Regions from separate parts of the Mus musculus genome. Here region 1 is linked to region 2. The links are chromatin loops, found by intact Hi-C in ENCODE. Cell type or tissue: left cerebral cortex. All regions are shown on one strand. Each heading gives the region's core, and the rest is flanking DNA. Links, peaks and the distances in the headings are about the cores only. Region 1 holds the start of 1600014C10Rik (RIKEN cDNA 1600014C10 gene). Region 2 holds the start of Pop4 (processing of precursor 4, ribonuclease P/MRP family, (S. cerevisiae)).

Region 1 (14,871 bases), core at 4,325-12,324, 83 kb after region 2:
TAAGATTGAACATCGACCAAAAATCAACACGATTGTCCAGTGGTTCTCTGTGAACAGAGGAAAAGATGGAACCAGAACCCTGAGGGTGTGCGGCAGGGAGGAGCAAAAGGAGAGCAATGCTAGCTCCTTAGCGCCTCCTGGAGGAAGGGAACGGCCTAGAGTGGAAGTCGGGAGGCAAGTTAGCATCCTGTCTGCCTTAGGTGGAAGCCAGAGAAATAGAACCTCACTTAGGAGATAGGTGGTTACGTCACTGCATCAGGCCCCAGGTGACAACAAGGTGGGCGGGTCAGCATCTTTCCTATTTACTGTAGTCCAAGAGGCTTAGCCAGTCTCGTGCAGGATCTGGGTAAGGTGGGGCAGAATAACTGAGAAGCCCATCTGACAGTTTGGGGGTGGGGAGGTGAAGGACAAGCTGGGATCTAAGCATCCACTGCACTGACCACACTTTCTGCTGCCAGGTCAGCCTATGGCGCTTGTCAGAATTTCTGAGACGGGGCCCCTTAGGGCCAAAGAATGCTCCCAGGACCCTCTAAGGGGAAGCCAGGAACAGCAGAGCAGAAGGGACCAGCAAAACAGGGCACGCAGAGAGCAGTGTGTCTAAGGGAGGTGCGCAGCAGGACAGGCTGTGGCTAAATGGGAAGTTAGCCTTGGCAGGAGGGGGCAGGTGTGTGTTGGAGTGGAGGACGCAGGGGGCGACTGAGCCAAATCCTGCTCCCCTGGTGTTTCAGAGCCAGCAGCCGGGATGGCAGTGCGCTGTGGGAGACCCGGAGAGCCCTGGGAGCACAGCTTCCGGTCCCAAGGGAAAGCTGCTCTTGGATGGTCCGGGAACAGATAGCACTGCGCATGATCACTGCTTCTTTTTTTTTTTTTTTTTTTTTAAAGATTTATTCATTTATTATATGTAAATACACTGTAGCTGTCTTCAGACGCACCAGAAGAGGGAGTCAGATCTTGTTATGGATGGTTATGAGCCACCATGTGGTTGCTGGGATTTGAACTCAGGACCTTCGGAAGAGCAGTCGGGTGCTCTTACCCACTGAGCCATCTCACCAGCCCCATGATCACTGCTTCTTTGTGGACTCCCCGGAGATGCCCTCCTCTTCGCTTCTTTTAATACTGGGACACCATGATTGTAATTCCAGCACTCTGGCGGCTGAGGCATGAGGAACTCAGTTTTGTCTTCCTAACACCAGTGAACCTCTTGATCTGACCATACTGCAAGCATCTGTACCACCTCATTAAGGAACATCAATCTGGGATACATAGTTTCAGACCAGTCTGACATTCATAGAGATCATCGCTCAAAAACGGTAGGTGGGGCTGGAGAGTAGGCTCAGTGGTTAAGAGCAGGGCACTGGCTGCTCTTGCTGAGGGCTACTGTTTGATTCCTAGCACCCACAGGGTGGCTCACAACCATCCTTAACTCCAGTTCCAAACAACCTGACGCCCTCTTCTGGCCTCTGTGAGTATTGCATGCATATAGTTAATGGACACGCAGGTAAAACACCCATGCATATAAAATAAAAATACTCACTTTATAAATGTTTCATTAAGTAAACAGACCACCCAGCTTATGTCAGGGAGAACCCACTTGTAGGCTGGACTCAGGAGACAGAGACTGACACCCAAGCAGTGTGGCTCTGGAAGCAGACAGCTCCCTACAAATGGGCAGCTAGATTTGGTCTCTAAGGGAAAGAGGCATCCCAGGAAGGGATGTTCATACAAGTCTGACTGCACTATTCCTCCTGATACCAGTGAACCTCTTGACCTGACTGTACGGCAAGCATCTGTACTACCTCCATACAGAACATCAATATTTGATTTACAAGAGTACTTAATGCAGTGGGGATATCAGGACATCGATGCACAAGTTGCTACTAGACCTTTGGAGAAAGGAGAAGCTATGTGTCTTTTAAAGAAAATGAAGCACCCACCGTGACCAGGGGCCAGAGGCAGCAAGTCCAGACAGACTCTGTTCTTGCTCAACCTGAATAAAATATGGGCTGCCACAACAGAAACAGGACAGGACATAGCCATATGATACAACAGCCCCAGCCAAGCGTCCCCAGGACACTTAGGTAGGAGTGGAAGGTGAAGGCAACTCTAAGGAAACGAGATGTGGGCTGTCTTCTCCTGTCGTGGGAGGAAGTTGATGTCTGAGCTCCTGTCTGGGCCATCTGTGTGTGTTCTTCCGTTTCTATGAAATGTAGCTTTCGTTTAATGCAACCTTCTCAGATGTCAACACTGCCACTGAAGGGAAGTACAGAGTAAGCGGGAAGGGGTGTCGGCAACCTGGGAAACTGAAACCAGCCTCAGCACAAAAGAGCCCCCCTCTGCCCAGCCTGCTAGGATATGGGGACTGGAAACCACAGCAGTCAGTGAAGAACTGCCCAGCTGCACGTGGCAGGTGCCCAGCCTATGTGGGGATGCTAACCATACTGTGCTGAACAGTCCATCAGAGGAGAAAGCAAGCACACTGAGCCAAGAGAAGCGGGAAGCAGCAGTCCGTGGTCTCTGCTTCAGCGCCTGCCTCTAGGCTCCTGCCCTGAGTTCCTGCCCTGTCTCTCCTTCATGCTGAAATAAACCCTTCCGACCCCAAGCTGCCTTTGGTCATGGTGTTCTCTCACAGCAGGAAAAGGCACATAAAGACACAGCCACACTCAAGGAAGGAAGTTGGCGGGCTTAGCTTCTTCTCTGGGTCCCTTCTCGGGACCCAGACACCCAGTACTTTTAGACTCAAGGATAGATATATCTCTAGAGAAAGGGCAGAAGAATTCCAGGAAAGGGTTCCTGGCATTGGAGGAAAGGTGCCTGCAGGCTCTGAGAGATACAAACACCAAGGCCAAGAGAATTCTGCATTACACAAAAGCTCAGAAGCTCAGAAGCAGATGGGGCATACCATACAAACAGGACCAGGCAGGCCATGTGACTGGCACCATTCGTACTTACCAGGTCATTCTCCCATGTGTTCCCAAAACCCCAACCATGCTGGAGGCCTGAAACACACTTTGTAGCTCAGGCTATCCTTGAACTTCCCATGTTCCTGGATCCCAAGTGCAGGGATGACAGGCCTGACCCTTGAGCTTTTATGATAGCCCCAAGGCTGGCTGTACCTGTAAAATCACCCTCACTCACCAACAGCTATTCCTGGTGGGCCACCAACCAAGCCACCGACGAAGGCCATTGCCCCCGCAACCATGGCACCCTTTCCAGAGTGCTTGACGGCCGCCTTCATCTTCCTCTCCTGGGAAATGGAGCACAGAAGCCTCATGATGTCATCTACCATGATGGGCATCTCAGCAGACCCTAGGAGATGATTCAGAGAGATAGATAGGTGGGCTTTGGTGTTTGCTCATTTTGTGTACTTAAAAAAAAAAGTATACATGTGTCCTGCTGCATATGTGTCTGTGCCCTCAGAAGGCAGAGACCCACTAGACTAGAGTTACAAACCATTGTGAGATACCATGTGGGTGCTGGGAATTGAACCTAGGTCCTCTGGAACGATAGCCAGTTTTCTTAACTTCAGAGTCATCTCTTCGGTGCATGTTTGCATTTGTTTTTTGAGATAAAGTCTTGCTACATATTCCAGACCAGTCTGGACTCATAATCATTTTCTCTCAGGTTTTTGAGTGCTGGGATAATAGGAGAGATACTACCACTATACCTTATAGCTGAAAGGAAGATTTTTTTAATACACTTATGAGTATTTTAACCCAATGTAACACTTTATAGCATTTTAGAAGGAGCTCCCATCTTCTGGGAAGAATTGCTTGGCCATGTGCATGCCAGAGAGGCACGCAGCCCTCTGTGCTTCTCTGAAGCCAAGAGCCTGGGCATGAGCTAACAAGCTACGGAAGGAAGCAGCCGAGTGGATGAAAGGTCTTTTCTGCCTTCTGATTAACTTCAGACTTCTGACAAATGAGGAAACAGCCTCAGCCACAGGCTTCACTTGCTCCTACCAAGCTAACCTGACCTCTCACACAAACACACTTCCAAAGTGGCTCACGAAACCTTCAATGTATAAAGGCTGTCAGGAACAGGAAAAGCCAAATCCAGATGGCCTCTTGATGTGACAAGGTATCTGAGCCAAGCAAGAAAGTGGGGAAAGGACAAGATTCTGAGCCACACTGGCACTTGCCTGCTGAGCCTGAAGCCAATAGTCAGATACTTAGCTTTAATATGGAGTGAAAATGGGGCTGAAAGTACAATTCTACATGGGAGACAATATGTTTGGCATGAACAATACTTAGAAAAGAAAAGAAAAGAAAAGAAAAGAAAAGAAAAGAAAAGAAAAGAAAAGAAAAGAAAAGAAAGATGAAGAGAGACCATTTATAGGCTAGGTCCTTGTAAAGGATGAGCAAGAGGGATGCAGAGTGATTGACTCTGCACTGTGGACCCTGTTGGGACATTACAGGCAGAGACAAGAGCTAGGCATGGTACCACAAGGCAATACTCAGTACTTGGGAAGCTAAAGCAGGAGGATTATGAGCCCGTGGAGAGCCTGGGTTAGATAGCTAGACTCTCTACCAAGATAAAAAGAATAATGATTACTTAGTTAATTAATAATAAAGAAAACCAGGAACAGTATAAACTACCGAGATGAAACAATCATAGAACAAAATAACTGAAAGATCTCCAGAGGCTGGCTGCTTGGCATGGTGGCTCATAGGCCCAATTTTGGCACTCAGGAAGTAGAAGAAAGGTCAGATGAGTCTGAGGCCAGCCTGGGCTACACAGTGAGATCTGGCTTGCCTGCCCTACAGAGCAAGAGACCATGTCTCAAAACAAGAGCCACCCGGGGGCTTGCAAGATACAGGAAACCATGGGCTTGCAAGATACAGGAAACCACAGGCAGCCCTGAAGAACAGTGAGCCTACGAGCAGTTTGCTAGGATCAGGACGCATTGCCTTGCTGGCTGGGAAGTGAGGGATAGAGGCATTGCCATAGGTGAGGTGGACTGTGCCCCACAGAGGGAGTAGTAGGTAAGGAGAGACCACACGCTGAGAGGCCACCTCATAAGGCTGCTGAGAAAAAGCAGCAGATGTGACACTTCCAAGAGACGCTTCCTGCTCCCAGGAGGCTGAGGCCTTAGTCAGCTGAGGGAACTTCCTGAGGGAGTCCCAGGCTACCATCAACAGGCTGACATTCTCCTGGGCTTTGCTTGGTTTTTCTTGATACCCAAGAACTCCGCAGAATCCAAATCTCTTCATGTAAAATTGTCTCTGAGACTCTGGGAGTTCTGGGCCCTTATAAGGAACCCACGGAGCCACCATACTGTCACAAGGGCTATTTTAAAGAACTTCTGGGGGACTGGAGAGATGACTCAGTAGTTCAGAGCATTGACTGCTCTTCCAGAGGTCCTGAGTTCAATTCTCAGCAACCCCATGGTGGCTCACAACCAACCACCTGTAATGGGATTTGATGCCCTCTTCTAGTGTGTCTGAAGACAGCAACAGTGTCATATACATAAATAAATCTTAAAAAAAAAACTTCTGGACATTGTATGTTGTGCTCTAGTCCTGGAAATGTCCAATTTTGTCACCCCCATCCCCTTTTGAGATTTCTTTACTTACTATGTAACCCAGGCTAACCTGGAACTCATGGACCTTCTGTATGGGGTTCCCAGTACTGTAGGTGTGCACCATCATCTCTGACTTCCTTATCCATGCTGACAAACTTTAGATGAATACCTTCCTTTCAAAAGACTAATACCCCACCCCCAATCTGTAAAGTAGCTAAGCACTTCCTAGTTTAGCTTTGGTGCACAGCCAGCTTTTGGGTTTTTTGTTGTTGTTGTTGTTCAGGTGCAGCCCAGGTCTCAGAGGACTGCAGGACACCACCCATACTCGGAAGCACAAGGCCTGTGACATTCTGGTTCTGAGGGCCAGCTTCAGCACCAGCACAGGCACCAGTCCAAATCACAGAATAAGAATCTGCACTCTCAAAAAGGTGGCTTCCTAACAAGACAAGGCATGTGAAGGAGTTAGGACAGAGATGCACACAGCTGCCCCCTCATCCATAAGGAACACACAGGGAGACTCCAGCAGATGCTTGAAAGTACGGTCAATCCGTCCAGCCAGCCTTTTTGCTCTGGTTTCTTGACCTTGTAACTCCTAAGCTTTGGGGCCATTGTTAAATAAAACGAGGTTACTTGAGCTCATCACTACTACTACTACTACTCAGAATGAAATTTCTAACCATATAGAACAGCCCATGACTTAAAACTTGCATAGCATTTCAAACTCATGAACTGTTCATTTCTGAATTTTTTTTTCACTTACTACTTGGCTGTGAGTAGCCGAAACTACAGAATGTAAAAGTGTGGGCAGGGTGGGGGGAGGGAGCTGGGAATGAGTACTGGACTCACCCATCTTACCCCTGATTACCTACTCAAAGAATTATCTACCTCCAGATTTGCTCTGAATAACATTAAGTCAAAGCCCATGGAGCAGAAAAGAAAAGGTTCCAACATGCACATGCCATTCTCAATCTCTACCACGCCCAGACAAGCCTTTGCCAGAAGACAAGCCAGGCTCCTTAGCAAGTGTCAGGGGGCAGGAGAGCCGGGCAAGAAAGGTTCCGCCCCAGCTGGGCTTCTGCAGTCTCCAAGGCAAGGCAAGGCTGGCCTAGGTTTCCTGAAGAGTAATTCCAGAAGTTATGGCAGCAACAGGCTTTTGTGGTGAAAGAAAGGTTTGGGACCTGGAGTCTATGTGAAAGCTTTCACTTTCTGAATTCTTCAGGCTCAAGAAATTGAAAGGTAACACGCCCCATTCTCCTCTTTCCAGGGGCCACCTCTGTCTGTCTGCGAGGAAGAGATGGGGGGCGCAGAAGACAGGACCTTCCCACGGGAGCAGAACGACTTCAATAATGCTGTCCTCAAAACAGGTCCTGTTCACCGGAAGTCCATCTGCCAGCCATAGGGAAGACAAAAGCTAACTGGGAGCCCTGATGTCCTATAGTCACCCAGACTGGAGGGAAGATGACAGCAGGGCTCCCATACACAGAGGAGGTGAAAAACTCAAACCTTTGGACAGCAGCCTGACCTGAGTCCAATCAAGTTGTGAGGAACAGAGGAGGAGGCCTCAGAGTAACAGGGGGCTCCATGTTCTTTATAGCAATCTTAGACGAAGCTGGGATTCAAATCCCCAGAGTAGAGGGAGGAAATGTGTCAGGGGTAGGGGGTGGGTAAGGGGAGGCTGCAGGGAGAAACAAACAGAAACTGAGTGGAAAACAGGTCTTTGGCCAAATAGCAATATTTGCTCCCCTGTCTGGAATTCCCCAGTTGTACTCTGTCCTCTGTGAAGTTCATCACCCTGTTCTTCCAGCCTACTAAGTTGTTTACTTACTTGATTGTTGGTATTTAAAAATAAGAAGATATCGAGGGTGTGCTGGCTCCCTCCCATAACCCCAGCATGGGGGAGGCTATGGTAGGACTCCCAGATCAAGACCAGTGAAGGTTACATAGTGAGACCCAGTCTCAAACTAACAGCAATAATACAATCTTACATATATCTTAGATCTTCCTAATTTCTCTTGAAAGATCAGAAGTGGTCAGTGGTAGGTTCGCTACATAGCTCGCAGAGTTAACTGACACCCATCACTCAGCAGCACCGTGCCCTCTGCACCCGGCCATGCATGCACCTTATCTACTTAGTCATAGAAGAACGTTTTTCAACAACAGCTCCAATTAATCTGGCCCTTTGATCCCCTGACATTCATTCCTGGCCATCCCTAAGCTAGAGCCCAGATTTCCTCCCTCTCTGGGCCAAGCACAGCAGTCCGCTAGGCAGAAGGCATAAACTGTGGGAAGACACCGCACCGCGCACGCGCACTCCCAAGCATCCAGGTTGCGGCTGGAAGCGCACGGAGCTGCTGACTACTCCAACCTCGGCGCTGCAGCTTAGGCCTTCAGTGTCTCAGGTCCTTTGCATTGAGATGAACAGCTCTAGCACTGGGCCTGACACCGTAGGGTCCCCGACCGGCTTCGCAGACCCCGGCTTCCCCGCGCGCACCTTTACCGAGCTGGAGTCTGGGACCGCCAAGGCACTGAGGCCGGCTCTGCTCTGCCAGCTCCAGAGAGGCGTTCACAGGCCACCGCCACCCTGGCTCCGCCCTCCCACCTTCCGGCTCCGCCGGCCTTCCGGGTCGCCGAGCTCTGGGTCCCCATGAGTCTGGGTCCTCAAGATGGGACAGGCCTGGGGAAAGATCTTGATGGCGGGGCGAGGCGTCCCTTCCGCGCCCCAGCGTCTGATTGACTGACACCAAGACCCAGGCTAGGAAGCTCTGTGCCTGCGGAAATGGGGAGCATCTGGGAGGGGACTCTGTGTCGCGAGGACCCGCTGCCCCCACTTCCTCTCCGCCTGGCCACCCCACTCAGTGCCCAACCTCACGTTTAGGATCTGGGACGGTTCCTGGAAGGTTCTCCTCGATCGCCCTTTGCGCTGGCTGGGTCTGTGACTTGCCGGACCCTTTCTCCCACAGGGTCCTGGACCTGGGAGATGATAGAGGGGCTTGGCTGTCAGGAGCGACTGCTGGTTAATTAACGCTGGGGCCTGCGTGGGACGCGCAGGGGCTGGTATAGCTTTCAGACCTCCTAAGACCAGAACAGAGCCCACTCCACTTGCAGGGCAAAGGGAGCCACTCAGAAAGAGAGCAGAGTAACAGAAAAATCCAGAGAGGCCTAGGGAGCAGTCCCCGCCCCCTGGTCCCAAGGACTCTAGGGCTGGCCTGAAAATATGCCAAATCTGGTATCTCTCCCAATACTGAACTTTAACCCTGAGCAAAGTCTTGAGTACGCACGGTTGTCAGTGACAAACTAGATACAGAGGGACTGGGCTAGCCAATGCCACCCAAATAGAGAGTGTGGCGAGCGAACTCCAGTCTAGGTCCAAGTGGCCCCTAGCGCGATCTGCCAGGTGGGGGTGGAGAGCTGCTGCGGGCATACAGATGATCTGTGCAGGGCCATATTATTTCTTCTTTTCTGTCTTCTTAGAAGGCCTCGAACCCCTTTTAACATCAAGATTCTCCTGGCTGGAGTGGAAAAGTCTGTGCGTTTTCGAGTAGGAGCTTTTGCCCGAGTTTGGGTGACTTTCAAGAGCCAAAGTTAACTGAGGCTAAGAATAGATTAGCTCCTTGCTCTCTGTGGAGCTATGAGGTGAGGCGCTTCAATGTCCCCCGCGGGCAGCGCCCTCTGGTGGCAAGGTCGAGAACCGGACTCGCTTGTTTTCTCCTTTGCCTAAATATCAGAAGTATGTAGCAATGATGGGAACAGGAAAGTTCAGTGGAGAATAGAGACTAGGCTATAAGACATCCACACCGACGATGAATAAAGCCCTAAAATTATCACCCTGACACCTAGAAGTGTTCCTAGACAGCCAGTAGCGGCTGAGGCCGTCTGTGAAAGAGGTGCACAGTAGGTGTGTGTACATCCACAATCCTGTTACTCAGATAGAGCTCCTTCTGAGGCAGAAAGCTCAACAATTTGAGGCTAGCTACCAGGTGCAGGGGTGTACACCTTTAATCGAAGCACTTGGGAGACAGAAACAAACAAATCTCATGAGTTTGGAGCCAGCCTGGTTACAAAGAGAATTCTAGCTGACCCAGGCTACATAGTGAAACCTTGTCTCAAACAAACAAGCAAATCCATCAGGGTTTGAGGCCAGCCTAGGCTGCAGATGGAGACCCTCCCTCAACTTTCTTCCTTCCTATCCCCAAGTTCACACACTGAAAGTCTTTAGTAGTGGACCTTTGGGAGGTGACTAGTGGCCTCATATAAGAAGCCCAAGGGAGCTTATTGTCCCCTTCCTCCATCTATGAAGTGCTTAGCTACACTAGACCTGAAACCTGCTGGTATCTTAATTTTGGACTTCCTTGTCTCCAAAGAAATTGGTTCAGTAGCTCAAATTCCCTATCCTTGCTATGTTGTTACAGCAACTTGAAGGGACTCCCCTGACACTCCCCTGAGCCTGTAGGAAAGATTCCTTTCTGTCTCTCTTAGCTTCTGGTAAAGTTACCAGTCTTCGATAACCCTTGGCTTACAGTGTTAATCTTCTCTATTGCTGCATGGATGTGTGGTGGGGGCGGGGGAGGGGAGGACAGTCTTCTAGCTGCAAGGAATCCCTAACTAAGACAGTTAGATACACAGTGACAGAGTTAGGACTCCAAGTCTTTTCGGGACAATAACAATTCAACCTGGTGGTCAAATGAGATTAGCCCACATAGGCTCATATGTTTGACTATCTGGTCCCCAGTTGGTAGAACTGTTTTGAGAAGTGACCTTGTTGATGGAAGTGTGTCACTGGGGGTGGATTTTGAGGTTTTAAAAGACTGATGACATACCCAGTGTGCTCTCTGCTTCCTGTCTGTGGACCAAAATATAAGCTCTCTGAGGCTGGAGAAAAGGCTCAGTGGTTAGGACTACTTCCTCCTTTTCTAGAGGACCTGAGTTCAGTTCCAGCATCCACGTTCATTTCACTACCACCTTTAACTCCAGCTTCAAAGGGCTCTGATATCTCTGGCCTCCACTGACAACTGCATCTGTGTGCACAAACACACTTAAAAATTAATAAAAATAAGTGTCTTAGGGTTTCACTGCTGTGAGCAGACACCATGACCAAGGCAAGTCTTATAAAGGACATGTAATTGGGGCTGGTTTACAGGTCCAGAGGTTCAGTCCATTATCCTCAAGGCAGGAACATGGCAGAATCCAGGAAGGCATGGTGCAGGAGCTGAGAGTTCTATATCTTCATCTGAAGGCTGCTAGCAGAATACTGGCTTCGGGGTAGCTAGGACTAGGGTGTAAAAGTCCGCGCCCACAGTGACACACCTACTCTGACAAGGCCACACTTCCAAATAGTGCCACTCCCTGGGCCAAGCATATTCAAACTATGACAATAATTTTTAAAAAGACACAAGGGGCTGGAGAGATGATCAGCGGGTAAGAACACTGACTGCTCTTCCAAAGGTCCTACATTCAAATCCCAGCAAACACATGGTGGCTCACAACCATCCGTAATGCCCTCTTCTGGTGTGTCTAAAGACAGCTACAGTTACATATAATACATAAATAATCTTAAAAAAAAAAAGACATGAGCCTCTAGCTGCTGCTCCAGTCACCTGCCACCCTGCCTCTCACTCTGCCACCATAACCTCTAACCTTGAGATTGGAAGCCCAATTAAACCTTCTCTTTTATAAGCTTCCTTGGTCATGCATGATGTTTTATCAAAGCATCAAAAAAGCAGCTAGGACAAACCCATAACATCAGGCACTTGCTGAATGCCAGCTGTGAGCACTACCTCTGAGCACCTGCCCGAGAGATGCATGCCCACTCCATGGCACAACACACACAGAACCCTCAGGCCAGGCCTAAGTCAAGCTTGGTGTGTCCATGAGGACCACCAACACTTCAGTCTTGAGAGATCTCTACTCTGAAAGTGCCGTCCGTCAGAGCCAAGATGTTTGGAGACTGACGACAACCTCGTGTTGGGCTCTGTCACTCTGATGAAGGTTAGTTCATTCTTCGGATTTCGGTAGACGGTTATCACATCTCGTTCCAGTCTGCATGTTTGCTGGGGCATTCCATGAACGGTCATCACTGCCAGGATTATTGTCATTCCGGCCCTGTAGAGCCACAACTCCCTCAGGCTTCCTCACTGCTGAATCTCCCAGGCCCCCAGCCTTTCAAGTGCCAACTTACTCAAGTGCAAACACAGCTTCCAGACAAAGCCCTAGGCAGGCTCCCAACCCTCCCTTACTGTCCTCATACAAAATGAGCACAGGAGCCCAGGCTCTCAACAACCTGAGCATATTGTGAAGATTAAAGACGAGGGGAGACAAAAGGTGTGCTGTCCACTAAGAACAGGACACTGGCTGAACCAGCACACTGGCAGTGACCAGGGTTTACAAGGCATCCTGAGGATTCTACGGGAGAATTTACAAATGAACTGGACAGAGCTCTGTTGCACCCTAAAGCTGCCTACTGCCGGGTATTTGAGAGGCTGAGGCAAGAGGATCATTACAAAGTTGAGGCCACCATGAGCTACATAGCAAGATAATGTCTCACAGAGATGAAACACACAGGCATGAGGAGATGGCTCAGCAGCTAGGAGCACTAGTTGCTCTTCCAGAGCTTAGACTTTCAGCACTCACATGGCAGCTCACTTTAACTCTAGAAATCTTTTGTTTGGTTGTTTGTTATTGTTGTTGTTTTTGAGGTAGGGTTTCTCTGTGTAGCCATGGTTGTCCTGGAACTCACTCTGTAGACCAGGCTGGCCTCGAACTCAGGAATGTGCCTGCCTCTGCCTCCCCAGTGCTGGGATTAAAGGCGTGCGCCAACACTGCCCAGCTCACTATAACTCTAGTTCCAGGGAAATCTGACGCCCTCTTCTGATCTCTGTGGATACCAGGAACACAAATAGTACACAGACATACATTCAGGCAAAACTTCCATTTACATAAAATAAAATTTAAATTTAAAATAAGAACCATATTCTAGGAAAGTAGAAAGGACACTTGCTATTTGGGACAAGGAACCAGAACATCATAGGCGCCAGAGAGGATAATGTGGTGAATGTGGTCCAAGTGTATGACATATTTGAACAAAATGACATGAAACCTAGCTCTCCATACAATACATATATGCTAGTAAATTTGTTTTTGTTTGGTGGAGTTGTGGCAGGGTCTCACTATGTAGCCTTGGCTGGCCTAGAACTCACTACATAGACCACAGTGGCTTTGAATTTGTGGCAATCCTTCTGCTTCTTCCCCCCAAGTAGTGGGATTAAAATCGTGCAATACCACATTCAAGTAGTAATTTAAAAAAAATGTAAAAAGAATTAGACCCACTTCAAACCCCACTCATGAATTTTAGCTTTCCAAATACAGTGTAGAGATGACTTCTGGATGAGCCCTGAGGAATGTGTCACAGATGGCCCTGAGGGGACTTTGGAAGATTACAATGCCATAAAAGATTTAAAAAAAAAAAATCCACCTTGCCTTCCTCTCAGGGTGCGGGAGAGTCTCACACTGGAAGACTTATTTAGTCTGAGAACAATGGGTTTCAATGGTTCTGTTGAACATGCAATTCCCACACAAGTATTTCTATAATTATCCTGTTTCAGTTATGATACAGTCTCTGGAACAATGGGACTTTTATTGTATTGCTATATCTGTTATAATAGATGTTTTATTACAGAAAATTATGGTAGAGTCACTCCTACGATTCTGAAGTTTTTATTTCAAATTGCTCATAGAATGGAAATCCTTTTTTTTTTTTTTCCTAAGTAGTTTTTACTTTAATGCTGCATTGGGTGCATTTTTTAAAATCCTAGTCAGTTTGAGTGTTTCCTCAACAGCCGAATGTTTTCTTTTGCTTCAAACACATACTGTGAGGTCACTTGTATCTACTTGCTAGTCATCCCGGTCAGCATGCTTTCAACCTTTTCTCATCTAGAGGATGCTGGAGAGATAGCTTAGCAGTCAAGCACACTTACTGCTTTTATACAGTACCTGGGCTCCATTCCCAGCACGCACACAGCAGCAGCTCACAGTCACCTGTAGCCCCAATTCCCAGGGATCTGATTCCTTTTCTCACGTCCTCGGGCACCAGGCAGGAAGGTGACACACATATACACATGCGATGAAACACTCATACATATAAAATAAATAATCTAAGTTTTTAGGTTTATCTTGAAAAGTTGTATAATCTGCACTGTGTGTGTGTGTCTGTGGGGGGGGGTGATTTGAATATGCTTGGCTCATAGGAAGTGGCACTATTAGGAGGTATGGCCTTGTTGGAGGAAGTGTGTCACTGTGTACACAGGCTTTAAGGTCTCCTAGTGTTCAAACTCTGCCCAATGAGAAGAGAATCACACACACACACACACACACACACACACACACACACACACACACACACACACACACATCCGGCTGCATTTGAATCGAGTTGTGGAACTCTCAGCTCCTCCAGCACCATGTCTGCCTAGATGCTGTCATGCTTTCTGCCATAATGATAGTGGACAGAATCTCTGAAACTGTAAGCCAGTCCCAATTAAATGTTTGTCTTTGTAAGAGTTGCTTTGGTCACCCAATCTCTTTGCAGCAATGAAACGCTACCTAAGATGGGGGGGTGGATATATGTGTGTGTGCTTTTATATTAAGCTTTATCTTTATTATTTTTAAATCATATGTAGGTATGTGTGTCTGCATGTGTGTATACATGACTGCAGGACCCTGAGGCAAGAAGAAGGCGTCATGTCTCCTAGAACTACAGTTACAAATCATTGTTCAATCTATGTCACTTGGCCTCATGTCCTTGGACAACACACCATGATGGAGAGAGTATGTGTCAGAAGCAGATCTTTAGCACAGAGGGAATGGTGATGGGGTCAGAGCCCCCAGGATAGAACACTCTCAGGACCACTTCCTTCTTCTATGCTGTGCTGTTCCCACTTCTTAATAATGCCACTGAGGGACTGGTCCACTGATAGGTCAGTGCAGAGTCCTGCATGGCCGTGCAGAAGGGACAGCGGGATGCAGTTTCCGCCCTGGAGTAGAGCTAGGCGGGGTGTGAGCCTAGGGTGACAGTTGCTAGACAGAAGGCCTGTTTGTACATTTTACTTTATGTTCTTCCTTTGGAGCAATGTCCTCTCTGCCATTATCATGACCCCATGATAATCAGAGACAGCACAAGTCCAGGAGTCAAGGGTGTGTCTAATGTCCTTAGCAAAATGGGAAATGCAGTGACCTTCAGGACAGCCTTTAAGGCTGTGGCAAAGAACTCTGAAAACATGAGTTCAAGAATGTATAATTTCTCAGCTATGCAAAGTATGAGGATGCAATATGAATTATATGAGGGGCTTCACAGATCT
Region 2 (14,871 bases), core at 2,595-10,594:
TTCTGACCTCTATGGATAGTTCATTACACACACACAAACAGGAGGGGGGGGGAGAGAAGGGGGAGAGAGGAAGAGGTACTTTTTAAGAAATCTCTTTTAAAAAAAAATATAGATTCTTGGGGCTGGAAGGACTTGGCTGGAAGAGCACCTGCTACTCTCCCAGAGGACCTGTGTTCTATCTCCCAGCACCCACTTGGCAGTTCACACCTGTCTGTAACTCCCCTTCCAGGTCTTCTTGACACCTCACATTGACATAACTGCAGGCAAAATACCAATGAACATAAACTAAAAATTTTAAAATACAGAGATTCTGGGCACCCTTCTGCTAGGTAACTCTGAATTTTTGAAACCCTTCACTTGTCTGCTTATTCAGACAAGGTCTCCATGTGTATGCTAAGAGGGCCTCAACCTCTCTATCCTCCAGCCCCAGCCTGCTGACTGTGCACTCTTGTGATAAACTTAATTGACCAAATAAATCAGCACACACTTCATTTGCTCCGTCCATCACTGTCAACTACTCTCTCCAGTACTTTACAATCATAAACAACAATCACAAAAACTCTAGTAGGTATCTTTTTTCATACGGTTTTCTGAGGATGACAAAGTTAGAATCTCTCCTTCTTAAAAAGAAAAAATAGTAAGCATGCCATCTGTGGTGTCACTGTTACTCTGAAAAAAAATAAAAAATTAAAAAAAAAAACCACATCCTACTGTAATCTGAGAATCACAGGGAACAGTGACATATACCCAAAGCTATGCTAGATATTTGAAAGGGTCCATTAAAAGACTCCTAATAACTGGTCTAGAGAAAAGGCTAGCCTGGGCCTTTGTGTCCCAGATCTTTGAGAATCACTTTTGTCTTTTATCATAATGACAGACACTAATGTTCCAAGTCTGAAGAATGCCTTCTAGACTGGATATAATAAGATAGACTATAAATTCCAATGCTCCAGAAGGCCAGGCAGGAATGTTGCACTTTCAAGCTCAGCCTAGACCACAAAGCAAGTGTCTGGGACACTGTCTTCAGTGAAAAAGAATCAATTTTTTAAAAGAGCAAACATTTTGAGACCAATGGGGTAAGATGCAATGAGCACAGGAAAGAAAGGAAGGGAGGGAGGGAGGGAGGGAGGGAGGGAGGGAGGGAGAGAGAGAGAGAGAGAGAGAGAGAGAGAGAGAGAGAGAGAGAGAGAGAGAGAGAGAGAAGAAAGAGAAGAAAGAAAGAAAGAAAGAAAGAAAGAAAGAAAGAAAGAAAGAAAGAAAGAAAGAGAGAGAGAAGAAGAAGAAGATAGGTGCCTTTTAGACATGTAAAACGTTTAACTAAGGAACCCCATGTAAAACGTTTAATTAAGGAACCCCAGTACACCCAAGGCAGCACCTGATAACCAGAACCCAGTTACATCACTCAAGACAACTAGACACAGTCCTAGAACCCCATGACACCCAGTGGACAGTGTATTAGTGGGCACCAAGAGCAATGCTCTGCTCTGCACAACTGAAGAGAAGCCACCTTCATCTGCCCTGCGGCTGGAGAGTAATCTGACACTCCAATCAAAAACTTCTGTTGGAGACTGGACCTGACCTTCAGCTAAGATAAGTCACACAGGAGGGTAGCCTTGGGGAGATAGGCTTAGGTAGTTAGGAATTTAGGGGGTGAACCTATGAAATGACCGTTTGCATAATAAAATGTAACTTTTGTTATACTAGCTACACTAACTACACGTCTCTACCTTCTTGCATCCGATAGCAAATAAACCTACTCTTTTTCTTTACTAATAGGAAAAAGACCTTTGAACGAGGTCATAAAAGTATTTAGTAGCAGAAACAGGACTAAATACCCCCGGCCACCAGTACAAAATATGACTAGTATTCTCGGGAGTAAATTCTAGATTACCCAGGGCAACACTGTAAGCCTCTTGCTTAAAAAAAAAAAAAAAGGAATCCCACAGTCGTTACCGCCGATATCCCCGGCCAACTTGTGCCCTCCCTCGTCCCCAATCTCCCTCGCGTCCTCTCTATGGCAGCTTGCTCTCGCTACATTTCATTAATCCTGACCCCCCAACACGACTACTCCAGTTACAGACACTTGCATACTGAACACCACAGCAGACCCGCAAAATCCGCTCCTCTCTCAACCACAGAGCCTGTGCCAGTGACGGACGCACACAGATGCCGTCGCGTCAATGACGTCAGAGAGGCGCCCGATCCGAAATCTGGTCGCCATCCCCTGACGCAGGGTGGAGCAAGTCCGTGCACTTTGTTAATTGTCTCTTGGGCTTATCGGATTTTTCCAGTGGAATTTTAAACAAAAAAGCAGCGTCCCGGCGGGAGAAAGCCGCTGAACAAAGCGAAGAAAGGAAAGGAATGAGTGAGGCCTGAAGGAGACATCGCCAGAGAGCTCCGGAAGCTGGCCGACAATGAAGGGTAAGTGGGATGAGGGACGCGGAGCGGGGCCGGGGTGGGAATATAGAACCTCGGAACTAGAAGTTGGCTTGGGAAATGAATCAGGGATACCTGTCTCAACAGAGTCCTAAGGCAACTTCCAGGGAATTACCTTAGTACACAAAAGAAATGGAGGCCCGGAGTCTGAATCCGCCGTCTCAGTCTCTTAGCTAGGAATAAATGTCAGGATCGAGTTTGTGTGCTCTCCTCAGGGGCCTCTCGGGGGAACTAGAAGAGATGGGTCCAAGTTCTTGACCGGACCTAGCTACTACCTTCCCGTATAACTTCTGTCAAGGACCTGCACCCCTCTGCCACCTGGTTTTCACCCTTGCCCCTGTAAAAAGCTGCTGAGGGGCAGTATCGTACACCTAAGGCTTTGGAATTTGAGCCGAAAAGAGCTGTGCCCAGAAGGGCAGCCAAGCACTGGGGCAGTACTAGAGGAGAGAGGTAAAGATATTGCCTCTGATTTGGTGATTCATGCCCTTTTTGTCTGAGAACAAGTTTCTTAGCGTGTCTCAGCTACCACTTTATTATGTGCATAACAAAGAAGAGCTACTGTTAAAAATTGCTTAGAAAGATTAATGACATTAAGATAATATATATGCACACTCACTCAACCAACCGCTTGACAAGCTGTGAGTGTCCCACACCTACTGCATGTTGCAGAAAGACTTTCAACTTTGATGCGAGGCATCTGGGGTAAATAAAACAAAGTTCTTCCTGGGATTCCAGCCCCTGCATGTTTATCACAATAAAGTTCAATCTTGATCCATTGTTCAAGAGAGAGCTAGATTCTGTATATAAAACTTGTGGTACCTTGGTTTGTTTGCTTGGGTCAAGCATATACTCAGGGAGACAGAGATGGATTGTTTGTTTGTTTGTTTGTTTCTTATTGTTGCTGTTGGGATAAAGTCAGCTATGTACTCCTGACTAGCCTGGAGCTCACCGTGTGAACCAGCTCGGCCTCTACCTCTCAAGTAATGGGATGGATCAACCATGTGTGCCGCCACACCCAGCTCAGAAGTGCAGTGTATAGGGTGTAGTGTGAACTGCACTTTCTGGTCATGGGCCCTTCCTTTTCCCATTTACTCCTGTAGTCTCTGCCCCAGTGCCACCATGATGATTGCCTCCAAACAAATAAGAAACAGGATTGTGGAGGTTTAAAGAGGTTTCATCATCATGAAGATAGTATGTAGAGTTTGGAAAAAGACTATTGTATTTTATCTGGTCAGGATACATTATAGATTTTAAAGTGTGAAAAATCTGTTTTAAGCCTCTCTTAGTAGTCAGCAAAATGTAGTGTTTCAACCATATACAGCCTACCCGTTAATATCTCCTCTCTTTTAGTGTCTAGACTTACTAGACTTACTGGGCCACTGCCCAAGTATAATTATACCTCCTGGGTGTTTAAAATCAGATCAACTCTAAATGTGACCCAGCGAGGAATTTTTTTGGACATGCTGAGTCTGGAGTAGGAACCAAAACCCTCCGTTTTAATAAGATCCCAGCGATTCTTTAAGCCTTGAGGAGTTCTTATTTTGTTTTGTTTTTTTTGTTTGTTTGTTTTGTTTTGTTTTTTGTTTTTTTCGAGACAGGGTTTTCTCTGTATAGCTCTGGCTGTCCTGGAACTCACTTTGTAGACCAGGCTGGCCTCGAACTCAGAAATCCTCCTGCCTCTGCCTCCCAAGTGCTGGGATTAAAGGTGTGCGCCACCACGCCCGGCTTGAGGAGTACTTTTTTAAAAAAACTACATCTTGGGAATTTCTAGGACAAAGTTGGCAAGAGGGAAGAGTAAGAAGTATCTATGGTGGTTCATGTGTATAATCCCAGCAACTAGCACCTGGGAGCCTAAAACAGGATGTGGGTTGGAAGCTAGCCTAGGATACAAAGCAAGACCTTATCTTAAAATGAAGGAGTAACACATAAGAGGGCTGGGGTCTGTATCCACAGTGAAGCACTTGCCTAGCATACATTACACTCCCCTGGCGTTAGTCCCCCAGCACTGCAGAGTAAAGCAAAAGGGATCAACCAAGAACGTTTTTCTTTTTTCTACTAACCCAGTCTTCCTTCTCTGAATAAGTGTACTTCTTAGCATAGTTAGAAAAGCCCCGGCTAGTATTCTCATTCCTAACAGGAATAATCATCTCTCCATATGTTTGTCTTTCCTCCCCCAGCTGCCATCTACCATGCCTTTTCTCATAAAGAAGCCAAGGACCACGATGTGCAGGTACAGTCTTCAGGGGTGGGCGGCCAGCAGTCGAGGTGATGGCAAAGCTGGCTCAGTATCTTCTAAGACTGGCTTAGCTGTCCTTTCCCATGGATTCCTCCTTGACTTTACACTCTGAATATCAGGCCCCATAGACATCTTTTGTGCTGATGTCTTCATGAGCCAGACTCTGTTCTTAGGGCACCAGAGTCAGCTCTGAGGGACTTGGACTCCTTGATTTCCCGTCATCTCCCACTCTGCAGGAAATGGCAGCCTGTGCCCACCTGAAGCCAGTCTTGCTCTTGCTTCTGTATCCTGGTCAGTGCTCAGCCCATTTCCTAAGTGGATGTTACAAGTTCTGTCTGGATGTTTCATGGTGCTTTGTCATTTGGGCAACAGCTTCACCTGTGGCTCCTAAAGAGAACATAGCCTTGAAGTCAAGATTTTAAAAGGCCAGTTAACCTTTAATTTTTAATTCCCAGTGAAAGAGAGACCACATGTATATTTAAAAGAACCAAACTGTCGTCATATCAATGATGGATTGTTTAGCCATCCCTACCTTCAAGTACCTTGAAGGTTGTGTATTCTGTATTTTCACTCCCTTGCTTTACCATAGAGAGGGTAGAAGTCAGCATTCATACGTTAACCTAAAGCTGGCAGTTAGCCCAGACTTGGCCTTACTGTGCAGTTAGTGCAAAAAAGAGCCCAGCCAATGGCCCGGGGAAGAGGTTGGTCCTCAGGTAACAGGGTTTCAGGTGATGAAGGCCAAGTGAGGTACCTGTTGCCCAGTGAGGAATAGACTGTTGCTGCCCTAACTCCAGAGGAAAAGCGATTAAAGAGGACTGTGAAGCTCACTGTCAGAATGCCCCCTCAAAGGACGTGACTTTCCTGGAAACCACAGGCAGTTTCCCCTAGTGCTAGACTGGCTCGTTTTCCTAAGAACCCCAGCTCCCTTCCCCTTTAAGCTGGCCTTGTAGTCATGACTGATTAACCTCTATCATCCATGTCTCAAACTTCCTTCCCCACAAGGATTAGAGAAGTACTAAATTACAAAAAGTTTTGAATCCTCAGTAGAGGATCCTCAAGAAGCAGGACAGGAAGTCATTGTTTGACCTGGCTGCAGTGTGGGACACTGTCACAATTAGTGTATGAGTGTTTCTTTTACATCTTGGCAGTTGTGCGTAGCAAACACTTGGCAAGAGATTTGTGAGCCTCAGTGGATAGAGAGATGGATCAGCAAAGATAGTGGCTTTCTGGAACAGGGTATGAGGGCCCTGGGGTCTGTGGGCACAAGAACCGTGAACAACACCACTATGTCTCCGAGCAGGAGCTGGGAAGCCAGCGGGCTGAGGCCTTTGTGCGGGCCTTCCTGAAGCAGAGCATACCTCACATGAGCCAAGAAGACTGTGAGAGCCATCTGCAGCGCAAGGCCGTGATCTTGGAATATTTCACTCGCCTAAAGCCAAGGCCAAGGCCAAAGAAGAAATCCAAAGGCCTCTCTGCCAAACAGAGGAGAGACATGCGGCTCTTTGACATTAAACCAGAGCAACAGAGGTATGCCCATCTTTCCTAATGGTCTTACCATCCAACCTTGCCTTGTCATCTTTGTCAGGGTTCAAGGACTGGGGGGGGGGGGGGCCTCACTGGACATCCCTACATACTCATGCTCAGGTACTTCTTGCCACAAGAGGGCAGCCTCCCCCTTCCAATTTCCTTGTGCCTGTGCTTGGCCTCTGAGGGGCAGGCATTGGTGAGACTGAGGGTTCTCATCACTTAGCTTCTGTCCTAGCCTCACTAATAATAAGTGAGTCTGTTTTCCATGGCAACAGGCTGTTTGCTTTCAGCTTTCTAGAAAAGAGGAACTGATATGCCTTAATGTGTACTTTCCTGTAGCTTTGAACATAACTAGACAGTATCACCCACTCAGAGGTTACTGCCAAGGAACGGTCCCACCTACTCATTTCAGACATTTCTGAAAGGAATACATCACTGTCTTGTGGGAGGATGTCTTTCTTGATATAGTTCTGAGTTTGTGTTTGCAGTTACTGTTTACTGGCTTTGTATAATGCACTTTAGCCACATATCTTTCTATGTCCCAGATGGCATGACAGTGTCACTTTGCCAAGGATCTGCCTCTCTGGGTTCCTTGAAGGAAGTGCTTGTTTCTGATTTGAGCCATTGTTCTTGACTGCCTAACCCTGTGCACCAAGACATATGATAATCACCCCAGAGGAAAGCTTCCGGGCTCTACTCTCGCCTTCTACACAGTCCTGTCACCTTACAGAAGGGATTGCTCCTCCCAAGGACTATTAAGTTTAACCTCCTGGAAGTGTGGGCTAAGAAGACTAATGTTCCTTTGCTCATTTGTCTTGGGAAAAGGAATGTGGATGAACAGCACCTGGGTCATTATGGCTGATGGTGCATCGCCACCTTCAGCTGGGGGTCTGAGCCAGGGGCTCCACCATCGTATGTCTGGCCAGGAGGGTGGGCATCTAGGTGAAGGACCACCTTTTTGAGAGCAGATATTTAGCCTTGAAGAGGTTCTACCAGGGAAGAAATTGAGTTCGAGTAGCAGGTTGGGGAGTTACTTGGCACTTTGGAGAGCCTTGGCCTCCCACACAGTCTCCGGTGCTCCCTTACGCTCATCCTCAGCCTGGAGCCCAGCTCTGTGTGCTGCGCGCTGTAAACGCCGAGCTCATGCTTCTGGCTTCTTTACAGATACAGCCTGTTCCTCCCTCTCCATGAACTCTGGAAACAGTACATCCGGGACCTGTGCAATGGGCTCAAGCCGGACACGTGAGTTTTAGTTCTGAAGCCGTGGAAGCCATGGGAGCAGATGCCAAGCCTGGAGAGCATTAGAGATGCTCTGAGAAACCAGCAGGCTGTGGGGTTGTGTTTGTGTTTGCAGTTACTGTTACTGGCTTGTTACCGACTCTTCTCTGTGGGCTCTTCACCTCCTAGGCAGCCACAGATGATTCAGGCCAAGCTCCTAAAGGCAGATCTTCATGGTGCTATTATTTCAGGTAATTTCTATGAATGCATATAGTCATCTGGAGATTGTTACTCAGTGTAAGTGAAGTGTGTGTCACAGCATTCAGCCTGTCATCTGTCACTTGGCATCCCTGAACTATCTCCAAGTCACAAGCAGTGAGGATCTGAGATAGTTGTGATCTAACCCATCCTGGTTCCTTGTTAAACACACACTAAGTGCTCTCTTGGTGCCATCTGCTCACACTGTTGGAATCGAGGCTCTAGCCGATTCTCTTGGGCCCAGATTCCCTCCCATCATGGTTTCCAAGGGGTCACCGCCAGTGCAGACTTTTCCCACGACTCCTTCACCCCATGACACCCAAAGCTGCCTGGATGGACATCCAAGAGCTACCTCAGATTAGCTATCCAACACCAAGCCGTTGGTCCCCTGAGGTCAGCTGTCTCTGATCTGCTTGCCTCATCTCCTAGAATAGCACAGCTTGTCCAGGCTAGAAACTAGGAAGTACATACAAATTACCTCTTTCCCCAATCCTCTACCTCAAGGACATTAACACACCTAGCTCCCAAATCTGACCCACTCCCTCAAGGTGCTGCGACTACTTTCTCTGGCCTCCCCACACCCTGCCCAGGTCACATACTGTTTTATTCCCACATACACTACAAGGTTAAATACCCAGAATGAAGGCTGCAGTCAGACTTCAGACTGCTGTTTACGTTACCCGTTCTAGGCCTCTAGCAGCTTCGGTGTCCTTTGGCCACTTTGTAGCTTGCACACCAGTTGTCTTTGCTTGAGTCCTTCATTCAACCAAGGGGTTCTGCATATGCATGTACCTCGGTCCCCTTTCCTGATGTCACTTCTGAGAGTCTACTAGCACTAAAGTTTCTTCTTCCACCCCCATTCTGTTCTTATTTTCCTTGTAGCCATTATCAGTATCAAGAATTAGAATTGCCCGTGTTTTACTATACATTGTCCTCTACCACAGCTTCAGCTCCACAGGAGCAGAATACAAACCATCTCATTCAGTGTCCTGCCCCAGCACCCTCCTAGCTCACTGGGCACATAGTTTCTTCTGTGAATGCTGACTACACGGAAGCGGAAAGGGGCCTGCCTATGAGGTGGCTCATGCCATTGCTAGGCAACTCTATAGAAGGACTACATTCCAGACAAAGTTCAGGAGACCCAAAAGTAAATGATAGATGCCCTGCCCATGGTGTTTGCTCCAACAGCAGTACACTGGACTTGTTGGTTCTGTGTATTACCTCTCGGCTCCAGAACCCTGCCCAAAACTAAAGGACACCCAAGAATAGCCAAGAGATCATGAAGCACAGGACAAGGGGCTAGGAAGCCTGGGCTCTTGCTAGCTGGGTCACTGCCCAAGAGCCACTATCTTCTGAGCACTTTCTTCCTCAGCTTAGAAAAGCCCATCTTCCTGTCTCTGAGGCTTGGCAATGACTGCCAGCACCACCCAGTCCTTACAGTCAGTTGCCTTTCTCCTTTGCAGTCACGAAATCCAAGTGCCCCTCCTATGTGGGAGTTACAGGAATCCTTCTGCAGGAGACCAAACATGTCTTTAAGATCATCACCAGAGAAGACCACCTAAAAGGTGAGTGCTGTGTCCCCAGGGTATCAGATGCCACTATATCTCCCTTCCAGGTTTGCTTTCCTGTGGAGTCAAACAGGTTGCAAGTGCTTACTATGATGTGAGTGAGGTCGCTGCCTATGTGGCTCTCCCAGGAGACATCTATGAACACAGCCTGCAGCCTGTCCATGAACAGGACAGAAGAACTGCTTGGTTGTTTCTTGGATCTCTACCTACCAAAGTCACCACCTCTCAAATGAGTAACTAAAAGAAAGGCAGGAGAAACCAAAGCAACCTATACCTGGAGTTCTGAGAACTGCACCCTAGTTCTCTTGAGTTTTAGCAAGTTCCAGCAGGTACTCTGGATCTTTTGGGGTCTCTGTACCTGACCTTACCCACATATCCAGAGATTCAAACAACAGATGGAGGGTTTGTACTCATTCCTTTATCTGTTGATTCTGGAAATTAAACCCAGGACCTCTGTCTACTAATCCTGCGCTCTGCCCCTGGCTTACCCCCAGAGCCCTGCTTCATTGTTTTTCCATGATGTTCTGCTTGCACTGTAAGTCTAAGGAAGTGGTATAGAAGTTTCCTCATGAGCACACATCTAAGAACCTGTGCAAAATTGTATGGAAAACCCTACCTGGTGGTGGGCCTGGGAGCCTTCGGTCGTGGGAGTTGAGTCATTCACCCCAGAACCTGTAATTAGGCATTGAGTTACATTTAGACTGAGTCAAATGGCCCATGTCTCCCTTGGTATTTCTGGCTTGATCTCCTCATTCCTATAGACTTTTTTTAGACATTCTCACTATCTAGCCTTGGCTAGCTTGGAACGTGCTATGTAGACCAGGCTGCCCTTGAACTCAGAAATCTGCCTGCTGCCTGGCTTTGTCTCCTAGGTGCTCGTATTAAAGTGTGTGCCACCACACCTGTCCAACTCACTTGAATACAAGTATGTATGAATAATGCTCCACACAAAAATGAATGCACTCCCCATGTTGCTTCTCATCCTTTTTTCCCCCTCTTTTTTTTTTCCCTTCAGTCATCCCCAAGCTGAATTGTGTGTTCACCATAGAAATTGATGACTTCATTTCCTACATTTATGGAAGCAAATTCCAGCTTCGGGCAAGTGAGCGGTCTGCCAAGAAGTTCAAAGCAAAGGGATCAATTGACCTGTGAACTCTGCCACTGGAGACAGATGTCCCTGACACTGAAGAACTGGAAACTCCCTAAATACTCACTTTTTCTTGAAGAGCCTCTGGCTGTAGCCCGTCTGTAGTCCAGGGAAAACAGAGGGGCTGAAGAGCATCGAACAACTCGGGAGAAAGCTAGGGGTAAATATTTGTACTGTTAGGTGACCTTAAGTTAGCTTTAGTTCCACAGGGAGGAAAGACTAGCAGAAACACACCAGGATTAACCTTGGGTCATCTGAAGAAGGGGGCATTTAGGCTCTGCCTTTCCTACTTCTCTGTGTATCCTGAACATTCTAACAAAATCAGCTATTGAAATAATAATAAAACCAGACCACGGGCATAAATGGCTTCAAATTCCTGTACTTCTGCTGGGTTGAAAGGAAGGGGGGGTTGTGGCTCCCTCACCCCATGGCCACCTCCCGTCTCCGATTGCTTTCACGGTATGAAACATCAGATCTGACTGGAAGTCATCTCAGCTCCAAACCCTGAGCTGCCTACACTTTGCTGCTCTCACACACAGGCGTCGTGAGCTTGCTAGATGGCTCAGATTTGGCTACAGTAGTCAGAATGGGGCAGAGGGCCAGATCTGCCAGTACCATTGGAACTGGGCCAGCACTCCAGGCTGGTATCATGAAAGCCTTGTAGTTGAAACCTGGTTCACAGGAATCACTTGCCCCTTGCTTGTAAGAAGCAAATGTCTGCCAGCCAACTCAGAAATTCTCCTGGCAACACATGTAACCACTCACAGGGAGGCGGTGGTGCTGGTGGGGTCACTTCCTGGATGGCTCCGACTCAGATCACACTGAGTGGAAGAGAAATGAGTAAGGCTAACATTCTTCATATGACAGAAAAATAGAATGCTTACTCCCAGAACCACCTACAGTGGTTTGAATAAGTATGGCCCCATGTAGACTCGTGTGTGAATGCTTGACCCATAGGGAGTGCCACTCTTAAGGAACTCTGGCCTTGTTGGAGGAGATGTGACACTGGAGAGGTGGGCTTTGAAGTCTCAGGTATGTGATCAAGCTTTGCATGGTCTGGAATGCAGTCTCCTCCAGGCTGCCTCCAGATCAAAATGTCCAACTCTCAGCTTCTCCAGCACCATGACTGTTTAAATGGTGCTGTGCTTCCCACAATGATAACAGACTAAACCTCTGAAACTCTAAGCCAGCCTCCAATTAAATGTTTTCCTTTATTAGAATGGTAAATCTTCACAGCAATGGGAATTCTAACTAACCAGCACCCCCAAGTACCACAGTCTGGACCTGTTCTACCACTCTCTGGACCCCAGTTCTATCTACATCATCAAGACATTCCTCATGGCACTCCCCAGACCCACCTGACCCCTGTTTCCCTGGTGGAGGGCACACATGGGCTCTCACCCTGAAAGTGAGCATTACTCAGGTCTCATTGACTTTACCCAAGGAAAGCTGAGATCTGAACCAGAAAGGCTGGCTCAGGGACATGGGCTTCCCAGCAGGATACCCACAAGAATGTGAAAGACTAGAATCAAGTATGTATATGTTCCTTACAAGGAACACCATCTTCTGTGTCCAGTGACTACTGTTGTACCTGAGTGAAACCGCATGTGTGCTATAACATCGAGCAGAACTATTCATCCACACCCTCTGAGATGAAAAAGGCACACTATGTTGCATAGTTATGTCCCAGAAAACTTGCTGGGGCCAGCCCCAACTCAAGTTTCCATTGACTAGCTAAGGATGTTCTCAGGGAAGACAATGTGATGCTCCCCTGTCACACTGTCTCTGCGCTTTTTGCCTTGTCTAGGATGTGCTACTGTTGTATCACTAACCTCCCCCAGGGGACCAAGGTCCACAACATCTTCCCAAGCACTACTGATGAAGTTGCACATGAGACTACATAGAGTATGGCTAGCCAAATCCTTACAGTTCAGAGCTTCATGGAGGGTGGTATGGTACTTGTCACTTGTGACTCTGTCTCCAAGGAACAGGACTATGGTAGAAACAATAACGAGCTCTGTTGAATGTAAACCATGCACTATAGAAACATGGGTGCCAGGGAGGGTCTGATAGAAACCAATGGGAAGAGCAGTTGGCACCTCAAAAAGGGCTCACTGCTGTCAAAGTTAGTTTCTGCTAACACCTCCTGACTGGTCAGCAGCCACCTCTCACTCTTCATATGGTCTATCCTCAAGAAAGGGACGCTCTAGTATATCTAAATGATACTGGTCCGTCGAATTAACATCTTGCCCTATGAGCAATTTGTCTCTTAAAGATCCTATCTCCAAACATAGTCATACTGGAGGTTAGGACTTCAACATAGGAATTTGAGGAGTCTTAGTGCACAGTACAATAACAGCTATAGAATGTTCCTAATTAGAAAAAGATGACCAGGAAGGTGTCAGTATCCAGCCCCGACTCCAATCAGCAGACAACAGTCTGGGGTTCTCTGGAGTTCCTCTGGTGTATCATATCCTTAGGCCACCAGCCAGCTCAATCTAACTGCTACACTTCAAACTCCTGTTTTCCTGAATTTTATGGGCTTTAACTTAGGGCACGTGGCCACAGTATCCAGAGTCTTGCCATTGTCAGCAGCCAAAGTCCTCACTCCTAGTTCTACCGGCATTAGATAGTCTGGTTGGAGATGTGTAGAATAATGGGGTGGCTAATGTCAACCTGACTGGATTGAGAAGTGCTTTTAAAAGTGCACTTCTCATAGCCGGGCATGGTGGTGCACGCTTTTAATCCCAGCACTCGGGAGGCAGAGACAGGCGGATTTCTGAGTTTGAGGCCAGCCTGGTCTACAAAGTGACTTCCAGGACAGCCAAGGCTATACAGAGAAACCCTGTCTCGAAAAACCAAAAACAAAAACAAAACAAAAACAAAACTGCACTTCTCTGTGTGTCTCTGGGGGCTTTGCAGAGAAGAATGAAATAGAAGATCCACCCTACATATGGGAAGTCTCATTCCCTAGGGTCAGAGGCTGGACAGAATAAAAGAGCTTGCTATACAACACAGGCATCCTCTCCCCTCTCTCTCTCTCTCCCTCCCTCCCTCCCTCCCTCCCTCTCTCTCTCTCTCTCTCTCTCTCTCTCCCTTATCTCTCTCTCTCTCCCTTATCTCTCTCTCTCCCTTATCTCTCTGTTATCTCTCTTGTCTCTCTTGTGTCCTGTTCCATGATGCCCTCCCCACCTTTTAATTCCATCCTCCTGTCATTTATGTGAGGTATTTTATCAAGGACAAAAGTTTAACAAGGGCAGGGATGGCCCCTGAGGGGAGATACCGGATATGATTAATCTGGCCACACCCAGGTTCAGAACCATCCTAAAAAACTCAGGAAATCAAAGCAAGGCCTGAGAAGGCCTGCCTACTCTTCTCCCAGCCAATCAGGAGGAGACATGGTAAGGAGACTTGTGGCCACCAGTCTCAAACCCATAAGAGATGCCTGAGATTGTACCCAGCTCACTAGTGGCGGAGAAGAGATAGCAGGAACTTCTACACACATTCTAAACCATGGATCAGGATACAACATTCTGATCAGTTCACCAATTCCTGACATCTTTCAGGGTCTCCAAGTTACTATCTGTCAAATGGGACCACTTGACTACGTGAAGGCCTCCCAGACTAGACTGGGATTCCTGCACCAGGGTAAGCAGGTACGTGTTTACAGCAGCCGATCTGCTGCACCGCAGCCCTCCTGAGTCAGACTCTAGGAGTGGGACCCAGATATCTGGGTGTTTATGTAGCACCCCACCTGCTTTCTCTTCTCACCAATTTTTGAGGATGGTACATTCCAGATGGCATTAAATATCTTCTAACCCTGATGGGTGATTTGACCATAGATTCTTGGGCTAGGATTTTCTGGAGGCTGAAAAGGATCATCAAATGACCAGTCTCTTGGGTTTTGAAAAATAAACATGAAGATTCTTCCCAAAATTTATCAATTATGATAAAAGGCTCACATTCTAGACAATGGCTTTAGCATTAATTTAGTTTGCATTTCTTAGGTATAATGCCTGATTAAGACATCTGTTAAATATCTGTAATATTAATTTAATAGAGGGGGTTCTAACAGAACCATATTGGAATTGTCCATTTAATTAACCTTATAGGCCTTTAATGGATGACTTAAATAGACCTCATTCACAACAGTGCTAGACAAATTAAAATTAGAGTCAATAACATTCATGGTAATTTCTCACAAGCTGTGAAGGACAAGCCTTGCTAAGTAGACAAGCACAGAGATGGACTACAGAAGAGAAAGTGTTGGGGCAGCAGGAAATCCAGAACAGGCCCTGAGGGTTCACTATTCTGGGTCTCAGGAGATTTCCACAAAGATGTTTTCCAGCCACCAAGATGGAACCCAGAAGGCCTCAGCATTTACAGAAAACATTTTTCCTCTCTTTGCTCCACCAGGCTGAGCCCCAGGTGGGGAAGAGTATGGAAATGATGAAATTGGGGAGAAAAGGATGGAGGAACAG

What was found. Hi-C counts contacts between places; a loop is a spot of excess contacts. Peaks named below come from ENCODE experiments on the same cell type or tissue, not always from the same donor. Only the 100,000 strongest peaks of a DNase experiment are listed, where the experiment ranks them.
Region 1: a loop joins it to region 2, with 9 times the contacts of the local background. A loop is called at or near these places in 28 of 42 quality-filtered maps.

The regions. Positions count from the first base shown.
Region 1 is chr7:38,177,041-38,191,911 of GRCm38, reverse strand. 1600014C10Rik (RIKEN cDNA 1600014C10 gene) reads right to left here and starts at 8,125. Exons shown (of 4, transcript NM_028166.3): 1 at 8,013-8,125; 2 at 3,136-3,306. The coding sequence starts at 3,295. It overlaps D530033B14Rik (RIKEN cDNA D530033B14 gene), which reads left to right and starts at 8,130. Exons shown (of 1, transcript NR_165180.1): 1 at 8,130-9,340. In left cerebral cortex, for the core only: CTCF peaks have their summits at 7,785 and 9,193 (motif pointing left); DNase peaks (open chromatin) are centred at 7,875, 8,068, 8,697, 9,166 and 1 more place; H3K4me3 peaks cover 1,830 bases; H3K27ac peaks cover 1,793 bases.
Region 2 is chr7:38,258,697-38,273,567 of GRCm38, reverse strand. Pop4 (processing of precursor 4, ribonuclease P/MRP family, (S. cerevisiae)) reads left to right here and starts at 2,220. Exons shown (of 7, transcript NM_025390.4): 1 at 2,220-2,421; 2 at 4,614-4,666; 3 at 5,973-6,199; 4 at 7,364-7,441; 5 at 7,607-7,668; 6 at 9,139-9,240; 7 at 10,259-10,748. The coding sequence starts at 2,415. The coding sequence ends at 10,395. In left cerebral cortex, for the core only: CTCF peaks have their summits at 6,157 and 6,356 (motif pointing right); a DNase peak (open chromatin) is centred at 6,455; H3K4me3 peaks cover 674 bases; H3K27ac peaks cover 149 bases.